Regions from separate parts of the Homo sapiens genome. Here all the other regions are linked to region 1. The links are chromatin contacts, found by Hi-C or POLR2A ChIA-PET in ENCODE. All regions are on one chromosome and are shown on one strand. The core of a region is the stretch at or near the end of the contact, and the rest is flanking DNA. Distances in the headings are between cores, read along the strand shown.

Region 1 (5,168 bases), core at 1,771-4,270:
CCCACTGAGGGGGCTGGATCTGCACCAGACTCAGAAGATTCCAGAATGGCTGGATCCAAGGGTTCAAATACAAAGGGAGGGCTGTGGCCGGAGCCACCGAAAAGTACAGGGGGTGAGCAGGAAGGGCAGGGGAACAACAGAGACAGGAGCAGCAGCTGGACACTCGCTCTCAGGGGTGTGTGACAGCGACTGCACCATCTTCCAGCTGTGTCCCCAGCAAGTGACTTCACCTCTCTGAGGCTCTGCCCCTTCATCTGTGAAAGTGGGATCATCGTGGTCTTTACCTCACTTGGTTGTTTTGAGGGCAGAATTAGATAAGGAAATGTACAGACCTCGGTGGAGTACCTGGCACTGAGTAAGTTCACAATCAATGGTGGTTGTGATTATTATCCCCATTTGCCAGATGGGAAGACTGAGGCTCAAAGCAGCTCAGGGACTTGCCTCGGATTACACAATGGGTTGGTGGCAGAACCCCTGGCCTCGGCTTCTCCTGACCCCAGTCCAGTGCTCCTTTCCTGGAGGCTGGACCAAAGATGAACCTGCCTTGGGACACAGCCAGCCCCAGAGTGTCAGAGACCCAAGGTGGCCATCCTGGGTCACACCAGCTCCAATGACAGCTTCTATGTTCTAGCACCTACTGTGCACCAGATGCCATGCCACGAGCTTGTGTGCACCACCTCCAGGAGCCATCACCACCTGTGACACGGGCACTGCGCTATCCCTGTTGTCCAGATACACAAGCTGTGGCTTCGGCAGAGCCGGGATCCACCGCCAGGACTGTCTGGTCCTGGAATCCCGGTTCTCAGCACAGGCTACTGCTGGGCCAAGGTGGGGCTTCTCTAGACTGTAGCGACAGCTCCCAGGCGCCTTCTCCCTATGTGTTCATCTTCTCCTTCAAGGAGAGACGGCAATATGGCACCCAGACCTCCACCGTGGATCCTAAGTCTTCTGGACACCAGACAAGTTTCCCCTGCAGGGCGGGGTTCCTTTCTCACATCTGGAAAAGGGGGGTGGGGGAAGGAGGGAAGAAGAAACATCAGCCCTAGCCCCTCCCTCCCTTCAGCCAGCACAGGGCCGCAGTGGGGGCTCAGGCTGCTAGGCGATGGTGGCAGGAAGGAGGTTTGAAGCATGCGGTCCCCCTTCCCCGCACACCCTGTCTACATTCCCATCTGGTCAGCCTGCTCGCTGAAAGTTGAAGTCCGCCTTGTACAAAAAACAAAAGCCTCCCCTTTCCAATGCAGAAAGCCCCAGAGACCGGGGCCACTCCGCTTGCCTTCTCTCTTGGCCAGTGTGGCCAGGACAGGGGCCGGGGAAGTGACAGCTGCCCTGCTCAGGGGAGAGAGATCCCAGTCCTGGCTCGGGTCCTCTCTGGGGCCATACCCCAGGAGCAGCTCGCGGAGCCTGTCCCCGCTGACTCCCACCGGCTCCCGCCTCGCCCGGCAGCCCAGGCCCCGCGACCCCTCCCCCTAGGACCTCCCAGCCTGGCCATCCGAGATGACCTTTGCCCCTTCCCCACAGAAGCCCAGACCTCTGACCCTTATTAAAAACAAACCAAACAAAATCTGGAGAGAAAAAAAATTCTCCACAAACACCTGAGAGATGATCGCGTGTCCCCGGCGCACGTACACACACACACGAGCACACACACCCCAGCCTCAGACACGCGAGGCCGCCTCCACATAAACACGCTGCTGGAGGGCGGGTTTTGTTTATGAAACGTCCAGGTTTCTCTCAACTTTGGGACGGGTGTGGACTGTTTCAGAGTTTTCTGCGGGATGAGGGAGCCTGCGGGCGGCAAGGATGTATTTTCTGCTTTGTGCTCTTTGCTGGTTCAATCCGGGGAGGGGGATACGTGAACAAAAGGACCAGGAAACCCAGGAAGGGGGCCCCGGGGCAGCACCCCCACCCCCAGGGGAGGTCGGGCTCCGGGAGGGCAGCCCCGGGGCCTGGGAAGCCCGGACTGGGCCTGAGCTCCGGAGGGCAGGGCTGCTAGCCCGTGTCCCCTCCGCGTCCCCGCGCTGGGCCCAGGGTCTGTCGCTTCGAAAACGTCTGGGACCGCTGGGCCGGGGTTCCTGCCCCCTCCTCTCCTGGCCTACAGCGCCTGGAAACCAAGGAATCCGCCCGGAACAATGGCAGGGCGGCTTTCCAAAGGCAAACAAGGAACGATTTGGCTTTTCCTTCCCCCGGCCCCCGAACCACCACCTAAGCGGGCGGCAGGGGCAGGTCTGGGGGTCCAGGTGGCCCCGGCGCGGCGACGGGACACACCCGCGACGCCCTCGTGGGCCAGGCCCCGCTGCGCATGCGCGGGTTGGGGCGCAGGCGGCCGCGGCCGCCCGCGCAGCCTCGCTCTGGCCCGGTCTCCGTGGCAACGGGCTGGGGGGAGGGGCCGGGCGGCGCGGGCCGCGGTGGCTGCTATTTCTGCCGCTTCCTGTTCCTCGTGGCCACGTCGCCATGGCAACGGTGTTACTCACCGCGGCCGCTTCCCGGCTCGGCTGGCGCGCGTGACCCCGGCCGCTCGCGCCCCCTCGTCTCTCACTTGCTGTGTTTTCCCCTCTTCCCCCGGGCGTCCTCCTCCTGCACCCCGGGTCCCCCAAGCAGCGCGCCCCGGTGCCCCCCACCCTTCCCCCTCCTCCCCGGTGCCCACGGCCCGGGACGAGGGGGAGGGAGATTGATGGGGGACGCTTATTAAAAAACATTGTAACCGTTTCCGTTTTTATTACGTTGACAAGGGAGCGTTATTTACTGTTATTGTTTGCCGAGCGGGCCGCGCCGGAGCTCGGGCGGCCCCCCGGGAGCTCACCTTCAGGCCGCGGCGGGCGGGGGCCGGGGCGGGGGGCAGGGCGAGAGCAGGGGGCGTCGGGCGGCCGCGCACCCCGGGGCCCTGCTCCTCGCCCCTTCCCCCGCCACCCCGTCCGGGCCCCGCGGCGGGGCGCGTTGGCGCGGGGAGGGACTGCAGAGGCCCGGTGACTCGCGTTGAAGGAGAAAGGCAACAAAAAATAAAAAAGGAACAGATGACTTCATTCTCGGGAAGGCTCCGTCCTACACGGACCAATTTCCTGGGGACTGTGGTGGAACAGCCCTGCTGCCGTTGGAAGCACTTAAAACTAAACCAGATAAAGACCAGAACATTCTGGGCCCTGCTGAACCAAGCCAGGGCAGGCTGCCGGGGCATGCAATTTCTGGCCACATGGGGAGGTGGGTGGCCTCCCTCCACCCTCAAAGGGCGCCTGGCTTCCAGTGTCCCAAGATTGCGGGTCCTGTGGGGAGGTGTCCACCGGGATCAGATGGGCCTGAAGGACGCCCCCAAGCCCCTGCTGGGATGTTAATGTCATCCTGCTAATTAAAGTTTGTGATTCTGTTCCTAACTCAGCTCCCCACTCTTGGACATTATCAGCTCAAATGCATACAGTTGCTGCTCTGGACAGGGAAGCCAGAGGAAAAAGCCTCTGCAGTGCACACCATACCATGGGTTCAGAAAAACAAATGTTGGCCGGGCACGGCCCGCCTGTAATCCCAGCACTTCGGGAGGCCGAGGCAGGAGGATCACTTGAGGCCAGGAGTTTGAAACCAGCCTAGTCAACATGGCAAAACCCAGTCTCTACTAAAAATACAAAAATTAGGCGTGGTGGTGCACGCCTGTAATCCCCGCTACTAGGGAGGCTGAGGCATGAGAATCACTTGAACCTGGGAGGTAGAGGTTGCAGTGAGCCAAGATCATGCCACTGCACTCCATCCTGGGCAACAGAGCAAGACTCCATCTCAAAAAATAAAAATAAAAAAGTGTTTACACTTACAAGCAACTCCTAGTGAACAACCCAGGTTTTGGAAACAACTTTCAGAGACCCCTTTAGCCTGTTTCATGTTTTCTTTTTCTTTTTCTCTTCCAAGGACATGCGGTTAGCCTTTGGTCACGGAGACCTTTGCCCTTTCAAGATAAAGTGATCTTCAGCTCTCTTCCCAGCACCAGCCGCTCTCAGCTGCACAGCCCTCCCTGAATGTGTGAACCAAAGTCACTGGTTCCAAGAAGAAAGAGCATCCTCCATCCCCACCCCACCCCCACCCCCACCCCACCCCACTCCCACCCCATCCCACCCCAGCGCTTGTGGAGTGTAAGACAGAGGTTCCCAGCCCTGAGATACGGACAGGCATCGGGCAGGCCTATACCTCCCTCCACGCCGAGTCACCAGCACTCACCCCACAGGCTGACCGTCCACGCAGAGCTGGTGGTGGGTTCAGAGGGTTTAGCTGATGCGAGAGTCGGAGCCCTGGGCAAAGTTTGTGACAAAATGACAGTAGACACCCAGTGTTGCAGAACCCCAGATCTGGGAGGACTTCGGAGATTACCCAGACCAACTACCCCCACTTCTTGTTTTACAGTTGGGCAAACTGAGGCCTGGAGAGGGGAAGGAGATGGGGCTAAGATGCGCCACCAGCTGGTGATAGAGCCTAGATGGGACCGTGGCGCTGTGCCTTCCATTCAGGTGCTGGTTGCCCCACTCTTTCATCTGTGGAATTATCTGTATGATCAGAAGTTTGGGGCTGGGGGCAGGACAACTGTCAGTCAGGGGCCACTGTCGCCAGAGTGCTAGGGTTCAAATCCTTCCTTCTCAGCGAAGCCTTGGGCCAGCGAGTTCTTCTCTCCAAGACTTGGCCTCTTTATGTGTTAAGTAATGGGGGTAATAACTGACCCTGGGCCGGGCGTGGTGGCTCACGCCTGTAATCCCAGCACTTTAGGAGGATGAGGAGGGCGGATCACTTGAGGCCAGGAGTTCAGGACCAGCCGAGTCAGCATGGTGAAAACCCATCTCTCCTAAAAATACAAAAATTAGCTGGGCGTGGTGGCGGGCACCTGTAATTCCAGCTACTTGGGAGGCTGAGGGAAGAGAATCACTTGGACCTGGGAGGCAGAGGTTGAAATGAGCAGAGATTGCGTCACTGCACTCCAGTCTGGGTGACAGAAAGAGACTCCGTCAAATAAATAAATAAATAAATAAATAACAGAGCCTGCTCTGAGTTTGTCTTAAGGAAGAAAGGCCATGACGCAGGTGAGGGCCCTGGACTGACCTGGTACTTTCTAGAACTTAACTGATGCAACCATGGCGATGCTGGTGGTGGTGGTGGTTGTAGTGGGTTAAATGGTGCACCCCCCAACCAAATATGTCCACACC
Region 2 (5,168 bases), core at 1,590-4,089, 210 kb after region 1:
GTGCCACTGTACTCTAGCCTGGGTGACAGATCAAGATTCTGTCTCAAAAAATAAAAATAAAACAAACAAAAAACTCAAAAGCAGCCACCTCCTCCTCCTTCCCTCCCAATAACAATAAAAGTAATAATAACAGCTACCCAGTACTGAACAGCATGCTCTCTATCTGCACCCCTTGAGGAGGCTGGTATTATCACCATTCTGCAGACAAGGACCCAAGGATTAGAAAGGGGACATCACAGATGTCCTGCAGTCAGAGTGGAGCTGGGACCGGACCCCGATCTGGCAGACTCCAGAGCTGTGAGCTCGAGGCTCCATTGCTGCCCGCCACTCTGGAGCAGTGGTCTCCACTCAGTGCCCACCACCACTACCTCAAGAGCTGCTTAAAAATCCATATTCCTGGCTGAGCATGGTGGCTCATGCCTGTGATCCCAGCACTTTGGGAGGCCTAAGTGGGCAAATCACTTGAGGTCAGGAGTTTGAGACCAGGCCAGCCAACATGGCAAAACCCCATCTCTACTAAAAATACAAAAAAAGTAGCCAGGTATGGTGGCATGCACCTGTAGTCCCAGCTACTCTGGAGGCTGAGGTAGGAGAATCGCTTGACCCTGGGAGGCAGACTGGCAGTGAAAGATCACGCCACTGCACTCCAGCCTGAGCGACAGAGAGAGACTTCGTCTCAAAAAAAAAAAAAAAAAGAATCCAAACTCCTGGGCCCCACCTTGGATTCCACGTATCAGGATGTCAGAGCAAGAGGGCCCAGGAATCTGCATTTAGCCAGCGTTCCAGAGATTCCAACACAGCCAGCAGACATCTGGAGAAACCACTTGGCTTCCAGAATATCGACCCTGAAATTCAATCAAAGAGGTGAAGAGAGGTGAAGACTGTGCCTGGTCCTCAGGAGCCAGGGCTGCCAGTGGAGAAGGGGCTCCTGAAGAACAAACGCCCCCCTCACCCCTCCCCGCACCCCCATGGCCCCACATACCCTAAGTTTTTAATCTGTACATATTCAGTGTCCTCTCCCTGTTCAAGCACGTGTGCAGTTCCCATCAGGATGGGAGGCGGGGGTCTCGGGCCAACACTTTCTGTGTGTTCCCATCTTTTTGTGAAGAAGAGGCCCCCAAGCATCATGAGAGATTTTTTTTCCTGCCATCTGAGTTGCATTTGTGAAGGGCTAATTGATTTGCTTCCCCATTTTTTATTAATCAAAGACAAACCCCAGCAGAGCCAGGCCTCTGATCTGGGGGATGAGGCCACACTGGGTGCCATCCTCACCCAGGGCACAGACACCCGACGTTTTCAGTGGGGTAAGGAGCTTCATTTCTGCTGGACCACTCGTGTCCAGAACACTCTGGAGAAGTCCAGGGGCCCGAGGGGCAGGGTAGGAAGCCTGGGATCCAGGCAGGGAAGTCATGCCCTGAGTCAAGCAGGCTGAGAAGGATCTGCCAGGGTGACCGTGGAAGCAAAAGTCAGGTGCTGCTGACAGTGAGGCCTGGGCTCCCTGCCTCTCCCTTCAGACATGACCAGGGCCACGGAGCACATCCCCCAGGATCTCACGGCCATCACCGCTAGCGCAGCCAACCCAGTTAAGGTTCACTTTTCAATAGCAGAGCCCCAGGCAACTTGCTGGGCCCGCAGACCCCAACATCTGGCACAAATCCTTCCTGCTCCTGCCACATCTGGAATGGGGGAGGGTGTGAAAATGACCCTCCCCTATTTTTCATGGCGGGCTCCTGACAGCTAGAGGCCGGGGAGGAAAAGATTTTTCTTGGACCTCACAGAAGCTCACTCAGCAAAAATCTGTGAGGGTCTCAGTTTCCCCCTCCAAGCAGCAGGGATGTTGCTCCTCCCCATATATCCCATACTCCCTCCTCAAACCCCTTGCTTCTGGGATTTGAGGGGGCATTGTGCCCCCTGAGGATGGCATTGTGCCAGCTCTTGCTGCAGCCCTGCCCTGGGAAGTCTCCTTCCCCTTCCCCTAAGGACACGCCGGGGCCTGAGAAGCAGGACCCCCAGGCTGGTTCCAGGCTCTGCCACTGAACCCTGGTCACGTTCCGCCTGGCCACTCTGCCCGAGAACCCGGCACGCATACTGGATTTGGGGATCAGAAACACTCTTCGCCAGGTGCTTCCCACGGGCCCTACTCACCTCTCCACCCCTCCCAGCGGCCCCTCCCCAGCCGTTCTCTGCCTGCCAGCCTCCCAGGCCTTCTTTTGCTTCCCCTAAAGCCTCGAAGCCCTCCTTCATGCTGTTCCCTCTGACTGGAACACCCTTCCCTGCTCCTGCCCTGGCCAACCCAGGCCTAGTCTGAATGTCACCGGCCCCTGGAAGCCTTGCCCATACCCCAGGTCCGTCAGGCCCCTGTGCCACCCTCCTCCTCTCCGGTGGGGTCATCTGGTGTGTCACTCAAGACTGAATGTCGGTGATCCCCTCCCCCGCCCACCCCGACTTTAAGCGCTGTCCCCAAAGGGCCAGACACACACTCGACAATCAAGGTGTGGCTAACGGAGACCGAAAAGGTTCCAGCGAGATCAAGCGTTTTAAAGCGCCCGGGGTGATGTTTGAGAGAGGAGGGTGGGGGAGTCAAGGGTGGGGCAGGATCCCAGCCCCGCCCCTTAAAGGGTCCCGGGAGTACGCGACAGAACTGTCCTGGGGTCCCCGGCGCAGTAGGATTAATTCAAAAGGCCTGCGGAGGGTGGAGGTCCCCCAGGGGAGGGGTCCTAGGGCCCCGTGAGCCGCGCGGGCGCCGGGCTGCTCCGCGAACGTCCGCGCCAGCGGCTGCCCGGGGGACAGGGCCTGAACTACAACTCCCATGATGCTGTGCGGCATGGCGGGCCCGGGCGGGGCGGGCGCTGGTGGCTCCGCCCCTCGCGGCCTTCTGGGGACTGTAGTTCTACCCGGAGGGGCGCGGCCTGGGTTTTGGGGCGTCTGGGCATTCTTATCGTCTCGGGGAAAGGGGAGCCTCTGCGGCCCGCGAGGAGGAAGGGACTGAGGGCGCTGACTGCCTGCAGGGCGGTCGGTGGCTCCCTTCTCTCCAGCAGCAGCCTCTCCCAGCATCATTTCCCAACAATACCAGCTGCTACAGTATTTAGTGAGCACCTACTATGCGCTAGGCCCTGTGCTGATCTCTTAAAGGACAAAGACAGAGACAGGCATGGTTCTTTGCTGAGCACACAGCCCAGGCAGGGAGACAGGCCAGGGATGTTTAATCACACAAATACATAATTACCTGTGATGGGTCCAAAACAACAGGGGCCACAAGGACGGGGACTTTTGGAACCAAGGACAGACACACAGAGTTAGACCACGGAATGGAATCTTTAGAATTTGAAGGGTGAATTTTATGGGTGGGTTGGGAAAATTCAGAACTAGCCCTGCCAACCCCTTCATTATACCGATGAGGAAATTGGCCCAGAGGCCAGGCGTGGTGGCTCGTGCCTATAATCCCAGCAGTTTGGGAAGTCGAGGTGGGTGGATCACTTGAGGCCAGGAGTTCGAGACCAGCCTGGCCAACATGGTGAAACCCTGTCTCTGCTAAAAATACAAAAATTAGGGAGGCATGGCGGTGCGCACCTGTAGTCACAGCTACTTGGGAGACTAAGACAGGAGAATCGCTTGCCCCAAGGGGGCGGAGGTTGCAGTGAGCCGAGATCATGCCACTGCACTCCAGCCTTGACGACAGAGCGAGACTCTGTCTCAAAAAAAAAAAAAGAAAAAAAAAAATTGTCCCAGAGACAGGAAGGGACTTTCCCGAAGTCACAAGCAGATCAGAGGAAGTTGGTCCAAGGAGGCCCACCCAGATGTTAAACTCCCAAGGACAGGGCCCCGGGTCTTACATGTCTTCTTGGCCCCCTCCCACCCCACCCCACCCCCCATACATGTCTCCCACCCAGCCCTGCATGGTTAGTGTGAGGAACAGCTCCACGGGCAAAGACAGCGAATGCCCTATGTCTGCCCTCAGTGAAAACACAGGGCTCGGGGCCTCGAAAATTGCACACTCCCTTGATGTGGCAGGAAAACAAGATTGACCGCATAGGGCCTCCAAGACCCTTGAATCATCCCTAAGAGAGTGGCCCTTCTACCCTGAGCAGGCAGGCAGAGATGCCCAGTGCGGGCTGAGCATGGAGCCCTTCTTCCAGAGTCTGCAGGGCGAGCACAGTCCTCATTCAAGCAAGGGAGCTTGCGTCTCTGCCTGTTCCCCATCAGTGAAAAATACACCCACCTCATGCCATCGTTCTAGCAGAAAAACCAAAGATGATGGATGTGTAGGGCATTTTCCAAGCAGAAGAGGTGCCAGTGTGAGTCACTATCCGCTGCATGCCCTGATGCGACGCCATGGGACAGCCAGAAGCCATCTGTGGCCTGCTGCTGGGTGCCAACCAGGGGACAGGCTGCCAGGGCTGGAGGTGTGCAATCCAGGAAGGAGAGGGGCTGCAAGCCTTTCTCCAAGGAATCAGGGCTTCATCGGAGCCCTGAGGATGCCCCCGTCAAGTCTCTGAGGTGAGCAGGGAATGGGCCTCCCTCGGTGACGTGTCTCCAGTGCTCAGTTTAAATAGCAGCTTCAGCAAATCTGAACGCACCATGGCTCCCTGCGGTCCTCCAGATGAAGTCTGCACTCTTCACCCTGACCCCTGCCCCTGACCCCTGGGGCTTTCTGTCCCCAGAATTCACCAAGGCCTTCCCTCCTTCGGGCCTTTGCAGGCCTTTAGGATTGCACCCCAAAAGTCAACCCAAGCTCTTCTCCCTTTCCTCCTTCTACTATAGAGACCAGCAAAATTTTAAGACTTGATTTTCTGGGGGCCAGGCGCTGTGGCTCACGCCTGTAATCCCAGCACTTTGGGAGGATGAGGCAGGTGGATCACCTGAGGTCAGGAGATCAAGACCAGCCTGGCCAATATGGTGAAACCCCATCTCTACTAAAAATATAAAAAATTAGCCAGGCATGGTGGCAGGGGCCCATAATCCCAGCTACTCAGGAGGCTGAGGCAGGAGAATCACTTGAACCCGGGAGGCAGAAGTTGCAGTGAGCCGAGATTGCACCATTGCATTCCAGCCTGGGCAACAAAAGCAAAACTCCATCTCAAAAACAAAACAAACAAACAAAAGAAAACCTCGATTTTCCAAGCCTCCTTGCTGTCCAAGGTGGCCATGTAACCCAGATCTAGCCAGTA
Region 3 (5,168 bases), core at 770-3,269, 180 kb after region 1:
TCCCAGAAAACCGAGGCCATTGGTACTCAGAGGAAAGGAGGATCTTCTAGGGGCAAAGAGACCAGCAGGTTCCCAGAAGAGGAGGTAACACAGCCAGCTCTTAAGGGCAGGGGTCAAAGGAGGAAGATCTCACAGGGTGGCAGGCCTGCCGGGGGTGGCACTCACAGCTCCAGGGAACAGGGAGGGAAGGGAGGGATGGGAAAGAACAGAGGCCAGGCAGGGAGGTGGGAGCCAGGCAGGCTCTTCCCTCCTGGAGCTCCAGCAACCAGCAGAGAGCTTGGCTCCTAGCAGCTGCTCAGCAAACACTTGTTGAACAATTGAAGAGATGACTTCCCTGCACATAGTAGGCCATTGTCACAGGTGGTAATGGTGGGGCCAGAGCTTTTCCATCCCAGTACAGAGAGCAAGCCCTGGTTACCTGTCATCTTCCCCTTGATCCGAGGTTCCCAAACCACAGTTATGCCTCCTATAAACTCTAGTGGGTAGAGCACCAAGTTGGGAAACTGAGGCAGCCAGGGACAAAGATTGCTGGGTAGAGCTTTTGGGTTTTTCTGGCAGGGGGAGAAACCAAGCACCAACCCTCCCTGCCACCTCCACCACCCCCCACCTGCAAAGAGCTCCCCCAGGGAGAGATACATTCACATATACTCGAATCTCTCGTGTCACAAACAGAAAAGCCATCAGCTCAGCCTGCCTGCGTCCTCAGGGGTCCCACCTTCAGAGCTAAATGCACAGCCATTTAAGGACGCAGAGACCCTCTCCTCCCAGGAGTGGAGAACCCCCAGGGGTCCCTGAAGCCTGCAAAATTGGGGGAACTGAAGCTTCTCGGAGCCCTCTCGCTCCCGCCTGCCTCATGGCTGTTCATTTCTGCAGAATCTGGGGGCTGAGGCTCTGGCGTGTGACTCACCTCCCTCCCTCCCTTCCTCCCTTCCTCTCTCTGAGTAAATGTCAAGTAACATTAGTTATCCCGTCTCCCTCCCTCGGCAGCACCCCCCTCCCTGTTTTTGGCGGTGCTGTTTACCTCGGCAGGATCAATCAGCGTTCAGGGAGAAAATAGAAACCCTTTTAGATCCAATTAATGAAAATTGGGCAGAAGGAATGTGCCTGTTTAAAATTTCACTACCTGGGCAGGGATGGAGGTGAGGACTGGAGATGAGGGAGGTGGGCTAGAATCAGGCCTGGCCCGGCAGCAAGCCCCTGGACTCCTCCAGCGTTTGGAAGAGGAACCTCAATATCTGAAGGGGAGAGGGCTGGGAGGGGCCCCAGAACCAGGCCCTGGCCAAGCGCTGTCTATAGGCACGGTACTTCCAGAGCTGAAAACAGCCGCTGGGCTACATCCTTGCAGGGCAAGCAGAAAAAATGATTGTGGGGAGGGGCCGGGGGCAGGGGGGAGGTTGAGGGGAGGGAAAGAGAATGAAAGCAGCCCCTACCACACACAGGCTTGGCTTTGGGTAGGACCCCCGGCTGCCCCGTGTTCCCAGGACCCCTAGCCCCCAGGAACACACCATGTCATTCCAAAGCCCTGTGTCTCAGGAACTGTGCTGGGGACTGAGGCCTCCACTATGAGGCCCGTGGTCTCGTGGTAAGCAGCCGTGGCTCTGTCCCCAGCTCTGCCACTGCTGGCTGCATGATCTTGAACAAGCAGCTGGCCCTCGCAGCCACTTTTCCTTTGCATCTGTAAAATGGGATGATCACGTGTGTGCCTCACAGGGCAACTGGGAGGGTGAAATAGGAAAAGGTGCAAAAAGTCCTTGGCACGGGGTCTGCCCTCCCCCAGAGTCTGCTCGCCCACCCAGCATCCTCCCCACCCACCCCAGAGCCTGTCCCTGCAGCCCCAGGGCTGCCCAGCTCCAAGAACTCCCAACTGCACACTTATCTCAGCAAAGACCCACTGAGTCCCCCTAGACTGCCGTGTAAGGTGAGCCTTGTCACTCACCCGTCTCATGGGAGAGGACAGACTTGAAGAGTCAGAGCAGCACCTGCAACGGGGCCGATGGCTCCAGGACACAGCCTGGCTCTGCCTGACCCCGCCCCGCAGCAGCAGTGGCTCCCTAACCTTGGGCACTGCAGCTTTGAGGATCGTGAGCACCCACAGTCCCACCCCCAGGACCTAAGCTGCTGGGGCAGGGATGTGAGCTTCTCACGTGCCCCACCTGCAGCAACAGGATGTGGTTTGAAAGGATGAAAGAATGAAGTTGACAGTCTTCAAAGCACTTTTGCATCCTTAAAGTGACTGTAGGCACTATTCCAATGACCTCACCTTTGGGCCTCAGTTGACTTGTCTGTAGAATGGGAGCTGAAGCAAATGTGTCACATGCCTGCAGCTTCATCACTGCGTCCAGGCAAGCTCCAGGAAGGGGACAGACCCCAGCAGGCGCGTGGCCCCCTGCACCCACTGTGTGTCCTTCAGTTCACTTTCTGCATCCCCTACCCACCCCCTGACAACACAGTGGTGAGGGGCACCAATGGGAGTCCTCACCAAAGGCCTGCACTTCGGGGTTGCCCAGGGCAACCTCTACCAACGAGGGCTGGGACGCTGGAGGGATGAGGGCTGCTTTCCATATACCCCTTGGAGGGGCCCAGTAGGGATGGAGGCCACCCTGCCCACAGTGGTGACCAGCCCCATGACACCCTAACATGGGCTTCTCCTGCTCAGCCTCACTCTCCCACCCCCTCACACAGCCCCCTCGGAGCCCTTCCCTTTTGCACCTGAGTCTTCATCACAGGCTCTGTTTTCAGGGCAACCAGGCTAAGACAGGGATGAAAAATAGCAACGACAATAACAACAACTTTATGAGCCTATGCGATGACCTCATGAGCTCATGGTGGCCCAAAAGGAGCCCGAGCACAGTGGGGGGTGGGGGTGGTGACGGGCCTGGCCTGGAGCAGGTGCTTAATGGACAGGTGCAGTCTCCCAAGCAGAGCGGGCGTCCATTCATTCATTCCACTCACGCCATGCATGGCCAAGCCAGGGCTCAGTCCCAAGAGTGGGACAGTTCCTGCCCTCGAGGACCATACCCTCGTAGAACAGATGGGCAAGCCAACCAAGGGGTACACAGCCAAGTGACAGGGTCCATGTCCAAGTGGCATAGTGCAATGGGAGAGGGAAGAAGGGCCTTTCCAGGGTGAGGAAGGCGTCCAGATTGGGGGAAAGGAGGCCGGGCAGGAAAGGTGTTCCAGCAGAGGGAACAGCTGGAGCAAAGGATCCAAGACAGAGGATGGCATGGGGGTGGGGGCAGGGTGGGCAGGGATGAGGCTGGAGAGGCCCAGAGGCACGAGCTCCCAGCAGGCCATGTTCCCTGCCAACCAGGCCTACATTAGCTGTGGGGTGATGCCTGGTTTCTGGCACTGGCAGAGGCACCAAGGCTTGTGTGGCCCAGATGTCCCTCCACCCTGCCAGCAGCAGCTGGGACTTTTGTGGAAGGGCTTGGCTCCAGAGGGGTGCACACAGGAGGGACCCCAGCTGTGCCCAGGTTCTGGTGGCTCTGCCAGGTTCAGAGAGGCCCAGCAGAGAAGGGAAGCAGCCTTGCCAGCCTAGGGCCCAAGCCCTGCCAAGGACCCAGCGTGGACAAGAGACCACGTCAGCAAAAGCCAGAATATCCTGTGCAGCTGTATGGCTCAGCCTCACTCAGGCCATTCCAGAAAGTGGCCATGAGCACCTCCTGAGGATCCGCACAGGTGGAGGATGTGGACGGTGCTCACCCATCTTCTCACACATAGTGAGTAGGCACCTTGGAGGTGGGAGAGTGTTGTGTTAGCCATGCTACGTGACACTCTGCTGCAGGAACAAACAACCTCAAAATCTCAGTGGATCAACATAACAGAAGTCTGTCTCTCATGAAGGCTATATGGCCACTGCTCTGCTCCACATGGCCACACAGGGATCCAGGCCAGGGGCTCCACCATCTTGTAGCTCCTCATCTGGAACAAGTGATCTTCTCAGTCACTAGAACAGGGGAACAGACTACAGGGAAGTCAGCTCTGGTTCTTCTGTGCTTCAGCCCAGAGGGGACACGTGTCCCTTCACCTCTCAGACCATTGGCCAGAGATGCAGAGGGGCTGGAAGCCAGAGAGCAAAGATGAGATGGCTGGTGGCACAAGCAGTGAGGGGTGAAGTCTCAGGGTGGGTCCCAGATCTGGTGACCTTGGCCACACAACTCAATCTCTTGGAGTCTTGATCTCTGCACCTATGACTCGCCCATTTCATGGAAGTGGACAGACTTGGAAAGTCAAAACAGTGCCTACAATGAGACCAAACAAGCCGGGACACGGCCTGGTTCTGCCTGACAGCCCCCACCCTGAAGTAGGGATAAGGATGGTCTCTACCTCCCTGAATTGGAATGAGGGTGTAAGAGGTAGAATTAGTAAAATTCTTCCCTCTGAACCAGGCCTGCAAACGGCTCTCCCTGTGTTTGTGGGTCTTCATCAGCATCTTTGACTGCAATGGTTATGAGTGGGAACTATCAAAACATTGTATTGCATTTTTCCCTTATTTTACAGCAGTGAGTTGAAAAATGAAAGCAGACCACAAGCCAAAAGGGCGAGGAGAGAGCAGCTCATCAGTGTCACATGACCGAGGGCAGACACCATGGAACCCCAAAGCTACCAGTCAGACTCTTCTTTGGGGATGCCCTGGCTGTAATCTGGACACTGTCCCCAAGGAGGTGACATTTAAACTAAGACCCAAAGACAATGGGAGGCTGATTGCACAGAAATCTGGGCATCCTCCCAAGAGCAATGGGCAATCCTAATGTTTGTCAACACTTCCTCCACCCTGCACTCCCACTCTCAGCCTCTCTAGATCTCTATTATAGCACCTACAATGTTCTGTTGGAATTGTTTCTCACATGTCTGTCTCCCCAATGAGACCAAGCTTCTACTGGCAAGGACCAGGTCTGACTCATCATTTTATACCCAGCTTCCAGTCCAGGACTCAGCACAAGACAGGGCTCAACAAGTCTTAGTTGAAGAAAAAGAGATGAGTGAATAGATAGATGAATGGATGGATGGGTGCATGGATAGATGGATGAGTGACAAAATGGATGGATGGATGGATGGATGGATGGATGGGAGGACAGATGGACGAATGGATGAATGGATGGGTGGGTAGGTGGATGGATGGGAGGATGGATGGATGGATGGATGGATGGATGGATGGACAGATGGAT
Region 4 (5,168 bases), core at 1,459-3,958, 150 kb after region 1:
TAATCCCAGCACTTTGGGAGGTCAAGGCGGGGGCAGACCACGAGGTCAGGAGATCGAGACCATCCTGGCTAACATAGTGAAACCCCAACTCTACTAAAAATACAAAAATTAGCCGGGTGTGGTGGCATGTGCCTGTAGTCCCAGCTACTTGGGAGGCTGAGGCAGAAGAATCGTTTGAACCTGGGAGGTGGAGGTTGCGGTGAGCTGAGATCATGCCACTGGACTCCAGCCTAGGTGACAGAGCGAGACTCTGTCTCAAAAAAAAAAAAAAAAAAAAAAAAAGAGGCTTCAGGGCAGAGCATTAAGGTGGCTGTTTCCAGAGGCCAGGCCAGCTGCAACCTCCCTGCAGGTCTCTGCCAGAGCCGCCCGTCCCCAACTCCCACCACCCCTCCAATCAGGGACAGCCAAGATCAAGATAACTTCCTGGCCCAGCCTCAGGGCCCTCATCTCTAAAATGGGGATGCTGATAAAGTTGGTACCTCTTAAGGCTGTTGTGGGAATTGATTGATAATGTTCTCATAAAGCACTTAGCCTATGCCTGGCACGGGACGACCTTTGGGGCCAGCCACCATTGGTGTTGCTGTCATTATTATTCCACCCCAAGAACCAGAAATAGAGCCAAGGTCCTCGTGCTTTTCCATCCAACTTTATACTTTACTTCCCCAAGCAGCCCAGCTGGTCTTCTCACCACCACCACCCCCCGACCAAGTCCTTGAGTTTAGTTCAATCTGAGTTCATTGAGCACCTACTATGTGACCAATCTCATGCTGGGCACTATGACCAAAGAGGCAAGCAAGGCACAGTGCCCACCCCAGAGGGCTCTCAGTGACATGAGGAGGCAGCCTCAAGTTCAGATCTCTTTGGGCCAATCCAGTCAGTGAAAAGCACATTTCTGTTCCAAGGGAGGGCAATGAAAGGGTCTGGGGGGTCAGGGAGGCTTCCTGGGGGAGGCGAATAAAGGTGGGCAGGACAGTTCAGAGAATGGGAGCCACACAGGCCAAGGCCAGGAAGAACCAAATGCCCCAGGATCTTAAGAGAACCAGAAGTGATTTACTATTAAGGGAGCACAGGGGTGTGAGGCGGAGGGTGGGAGGGGTCATGGATCCGGAGGAACCAATGGGGTAGGGCAGGTTGAGGGCCTGTGTGTGCCCAAGGAGAGTTAGGATGCTCCCTTGCAGATGACAGTGCCATGGAAGTAGCGACATCTGCATCTTTGTCTTGGAGTGGGGGCCCAGGGGACTGTGGACAGAGGGAGGTTAGAGAGATGACAACAGTGGATAGGTGCTACTGAAGGCATCTTGGGAAAATAGCGGGTAACCAGAAAGGGAGTGGTGCAGGAATGGCGAGGCGGAGGTGGACTGCAGAGATTCCAGAGGTAAAACTGTCAGGATGGCGTGGTCGGCAGAACAATGCCTCCAAAATGTCTGCATCCCAATCCCCGGAACATATGGATCTCCTTCTTATATTTCATGACAGGGGAGAATTAAGGTTGCAGGTGGAATTGAGGTTGCTAATCAGCTGATTTTGCGATGGGGAGATTATTCTGGATTATCTGGGAGGACCAATGTAATCACAAGGTTCTTAAATGTGGAAGAGGGAGGCAGGAGAGTCAGCGTCACAGCGATGCTAGGGAGGAAAGACTCGGAGCTATTGCTGGCTTTGAAGACGGAAGGGGGCCAATGTGGGCGGCCTCTATACTTGGAAAAGGCAAGGAAACCGATTCTCCCTCAAGAGCCTCCAGCAGGAACACTGTCCTGCAGACACCTTGAATTTAGCCCTCTGAGACCATGTCAGATTTCTGACCTATAGAACTGTAAGAGAGTAGATGTGTGTTGTTTTAAGCCACTCAATTTGTAGTGAGTTGTTACAGTAGCAATAGAAAACTGATACAACTGGCGATGGGGATGGGGCTGGGAGAAGGGGCATCAAGGACATCTGGCTTGGGGACTGGAAGGACGGCTATGCCACCAAGCTCGAGAGGCTGCAGGAGGATAAACGCGTGGGATGGGAGTCCACACCTCCTCTGGCTGCCGCACCTGAGGGAGCAGCCCAGCCCAGCAGTGGGCACGGAGCCCAAGGATGGGGGTGCATTCGTCATCACAATCAGGGGTGCAGTCGCTGCTGTAGGATGGATAGGCGAATGGATGCAGGCGAGGTCCCCTACGATGCCTTGGGTCTCATGATTCGAATATCAAAACAACCACACTTATTAAGCTTTCGGTTCTAGAACAAGACAGAGAAACAGAATTTAAACCTCAAGGTCTGAGGTCAATGTGGGGTTAGAAACTCAGGGCCGGGAGGCATAAGCAGAAACCCTGCGGGTTCTCAGATGCCCGCGTACCCGATTCTTCCTGGAGGAAGGGGAGCAGGTGAAATTGACTGGGTTCCTCTCCCACCTCTCTTTCCGTAGCAATTCCTTTTTTCCCTTTCCTTCAAAATAAAAAGGAAGAGGGGGTGCCCTGCTCGCAGGAGAAGCGCGGGGCCCATCCCCGCCCGGGCCACGCGGACCCCTCCGCCCGGCTTCGTTCCCCGCCTCCCCCGGTCCTTTGTCTCGCTCCCGCGCTGCCGCGCACATGGTCCCCTGTCAAATTCTGGGCGGCTCCCGGGGACACGTGTCTGGGAGCCCGCAGCTCCGCCGGCCCGCGTAACCATGGAAACCGCGGCCAATGGGAGGCCGTGTTGCCCGTGGGGGCGGAGCCGAGCGCGCCCGGAGCAGGAGGGGCCGGGAGGGCGTGGGTGGGGCGGGGCCGATACGACAGCAAGCTCGGGGCGGGGCCCGGGTGACCCCGACCCCGGGCGGTCCGCAGTGCGGAGGATGCTCACCGGGCTGACGTCTTACCGCGTATTTTTGACATCTTGACAGCGTTTCCTCGGCACTCCTGGGATTTTCTTTGCCTATGAAGTGCTGAGTGTGATCCCACCAGCAACGCTTACTAGCGATATGCGTTGTGCAAGTGACTGAGCCTTGCTTTGCCTCATCTGATAAATGGGGGAGTTGTCAGGGTCCCGCAAGATATGCGATTAGCCCAGGACTCGCACCCAGAGGTGACCAGTAACAGCAGTGACCCTTACGACAAACGGCCTTTTTCCTGCTCCTATGGAAAGAAGGACCTCATTCGTAAGTGAAGGATCCACCCTCTCAGAGGCTCATTTGCCCAAGCCTGATCCCAGTACCTGCCTCAACGTGCCTGTCGACAAACTGGGAAGATGGTACTGCAGTCCCTCAGGGTCTCATGCAGCATCCAGGCTGCTGAGTTCCCGGAGGTAGACACAGATGAGCATTTCTGGGTGCAGGGGCAGAAAGAAAGTTACAGTGCCAAGAGCTGGGGGCAGGACAGGGTTTGCCTCCCAGCCGGGTCACCCTCACGGGCGTTTTTGCCTCTCTGGGAAAAAGCATCTTGTGAAGCAGTGGAGATGATACCTGCCGACTTCCCACTCCACGTGGAGGAGAATCTGAAATGAGAAAATGGATTCTCAAAAACCTCTGTTTCTAAGTAAGCCTGAGAGAGTTCAATGGAGGCAGAAACAGATGGCTGCACCGAGGGACCGCGTCCCTCTTACCTGGCTTCCCCAGGGCCCAGAGCAGGGCCTGAGACCAACAAATACCCCCTAGCCAGGAGTTTCAATGAGCTGAAATCTGTTTCACTTTTAGGAAGAAGTGGGAAATGCACTCCTTCATTCATTCACTCATTCATTCATTCATTCAACAGTTTTCTGTAAGTCTGCTGTGTGCCAGGCACTGTGCTAGATACCCAGGCTACAACTGTGAACAAAACATTCCTGTCCTGAAAGAGGTCACCGTCTGGCTGGGGAGACAGACGTTAAAGAAATAAACAGGCAAACAAACACGCAGCCACAAATATCCATAAATGCCCTGAAAGGAAAACTCATGAGCCATGAGCACGTAGGAAATAAAAAGGAGCTGGGGGAGGGGCAGGCAGGGCAGGCCTCCCTGAGGAGGTGACCTTTAAGAGGGACCTGAGGACTGAGCCAGAGTTAGCCTGGTGAGGAGTGGAGGAAAAGAATTTCAGGCAAAGGGAACAGCGTGTGGGTGCTCTGAGCCTGGAGGCCAGAAGGAGCTTGGGCATGCGTGCAAGGACAATGTCTGTGTGGTCCAGAAGCCGGCAAGGGAGGCGTCTATGGAAGGCCAGTTAGATAGGGTCACACTAAGGATCTTGATTTTCGAAAATGGCCACAAAATAGGCTCCTGGGGACTTAAACTAAAATACACACCCCTGTTTTTCAAAGTGATTCCCGGGATTGGGCTTATATTCAATCCAGTTTCACTCACCTTCTACCTGTTCCAATCTGAAGGCACTGGACAATCTAGAATCAGAAATGCATTTCATCATACTCTGCACATTGCACTAAGAAAGAAAAGGAAGGCTGAGGCTGGGCATGGTGGCTCACGCCTGTAATCCCAGCACTTTGGGAGGCCGACATGGGCAGATTGCTTGAGCCCAGGAGTTCGAGACCACCCTGGGCAACATAATGGAACCCCATCTCTACAAAAAATACAAAAATTAGCCAGGTATGACCCACAGGTGCATGCCTGTGGGTCCCAGCTACTCAGGAGGCTGCGGTGGGAGGATGGCTTGAGCCCAGGAGCTCGAAGGTGCAGTGAGCCTTGATCACACCACTGCACTCCAGCCTGGGCAACAGAGTGAGTCCGTTTCCATGAGAGAAAGAAAAGAGAAAGAGAGAGAGAGAGAAGGAGGGAGGGAGGGAGGGAAGGAAGGAAGACTTTTAACAGGAAGATTAGAATTAGGGTTGGATCTGGGGTTAGAGTTGAGTTTTCGGTTAGGTTTAGAGTTGGGTTGGGGTTAGAGTTGGTTTTGGTGTTTCGGTTAGGCTTGGGATTGGATTTAGGGTTGAGGTTAGGATTGGAGTTAGCATGGGTTTGGGATTAGGGTTGGCTTTAAGATTGTGGTTGGTATTGGGGCTAGAACTGGGTTTAGATTTGGTTTGGGGGTTAGGGTTGGGATTATAGAGGCTTGAGTTCCACTAAGTATATTTATGTCACTGGCCCCAAACTAAATGATTTTTGTTTAATGAATGAATCACTATGTTTCATTGTGAACCAGCAAGACAAAGTGACCAGCCAAACTCACTTCCCTGGATATTCTGGGTTTTTTCTTTGGATTATTCTAAGAACAGGCTAGGAAAAT

Evidence for each region. Hi-C counts contacts between places; a loop is a spot of excess contacts on that map. ChIA-PET counts read pairs that join two places held with the same protein, here RNA polymerase II (POLR2A). Pooled maps may share reads with other maps.
Region 2: a loop to region 1 is called in a map of CD8-positive, alpha-beta T cell, with 27 times the contacts of the local background. The contact joins two enhancer-like sites. A Hi-C loop is called at or near these places in 1 of 168 maps with a recorded cell type or tissue (CD8-positive, alpha-beta T cell), 1 of 37 single-sample maps with no recorded cell type and 11 of 50 pooled maps. POLR2A ChIA-PET finds 5 or more read pairs at or near these places in 3 of 52 experiments (B cell, activated CD4-positive, alpha-beta T cell and activated T-cell).
Region 3: a loop to region 1 is called in a map of CD8-positive, alpha-beta T cell, with 3 times the contacts of the local background. The contact joins the promoter of IER5L-AS1 here to the enhancer-like site in region 1. A Hi-C loop is called at or near these places in 3 of 168 maps with a recorded cell type or tissue (CD8-positive, alpha-beta T cell and naive thymus-derived CD4-positive, alpha-beta T cell), 2 of 37 single-sample maps with no recorded cell type and 8 of 50 pooled maps. POLR2A ChIA-PET finds 5 or more read pairs at or near these places in 3 of 52 experiments (CD4-positive, alpha-beta T cell, K562 and activated CD4-positive, alpha-beta T cell).
Region 4: a loop to region 1 is called in a map of heart left ventricle, with 2.4 times the contacts of the local background. The contact joins two enhancer-like sites. A Hi-C loop is called at or near these places in 3 of 168 maps with a recorded cell type or tissue (CD8-positive, alpha-beta T cell, Right ventricle myocardium inferior and heart left ventricle) and 12 of 50 pooled maps. POLR2A ChIA-PET finds 5 or more read pairs at or near these places in 2 of 52 experiments (activated CD4-positive, alpha-beta T cell and activated T-cell).

Annotation. Positions count from the first base shown.
Region 1 is chr9:129,411,048-129,416,215 of GRCh38, reverse strand. No RefSeq gene overlaps it. Among named protein-coding and RNA genes, the nearest start is that of LINC00963, 75 kb to the left of the region's middle. RefSeq lists an enhancer at 512-1,331 and silencers at 1,913-2,052, 2,193-2,402, 2,513-2,682, 2,703-2,782. Within about 2 kb of position 3,020, at least 41 of the 41 ENCODE cell types and tissues checked have a DNase peak (open chromatin) inside an H3K27ac peak, as active enhancers do; they include B cell, CD4-positive, alpha-beta T cell and CD8-positive, alpha-beta T cell, where a contact is called at or near this core.
Region 2 is chr9:129,200,607-129,205,774 of GRCh38, reverse strand. The region is part of intron 1 of LOC105376289 (a long non-coding RNA gene); the gene reads right to left. Among named protein-coding and RNA genes, the nearest start is that of IER5L, 25 kb to the right of the region's middle. RefSeq lists a silencer at 2,528-2,937 and an enhancer at 2,691-2,985. Within about 2 kb of position 2,839, at least 29 of the 41 ENCODE cell types and tissues checked have a DNase peak (open chromatin) inside an H3K27ac peak, as active enhancers do; they include B cell, where a contact is called at or near this core.
Region 3 is chr9:129,233,080-129,238,247 of GRCh38, reverse strand. It overlaps IER5L-AS1 (IER5L antisense RNA 1), which reads right to left and starts at 2,019. Exons shown (of 7, transcript NR_187590.1): 1 at 1,937-2,019; 2 at 1,506-1,675. RefSeq lists an enhancer at 844-1,138.
Region 4 is chr9:129,256,056-129,261,223 of GRCh38, reverse strand. IER5L-AS1 (IER5L antisense RNA 1) reads right to left here. Exons shown (of 7, transcript NR_187590.1): 3 at 4,292-4,326; 4 at 3,422-3,453; 5 at 2,840-2,895; 6 at 2,342-2,430; 7 at 627-2,223. Among named protein-coding and RNA genes, the nearest start is that of IER5L-AS1, 22 kb to the right of the region's middle. RefSeq lists an enhancer at 2,079-2,617 and a silencer at 2,751-2,800. Within about 2 kb of position 2,708, at least 4 of the 41 ENCODE cell types and tissues checked have a DNase peak (open chromatin) inside an H3K27ac peak, as active enhancers do.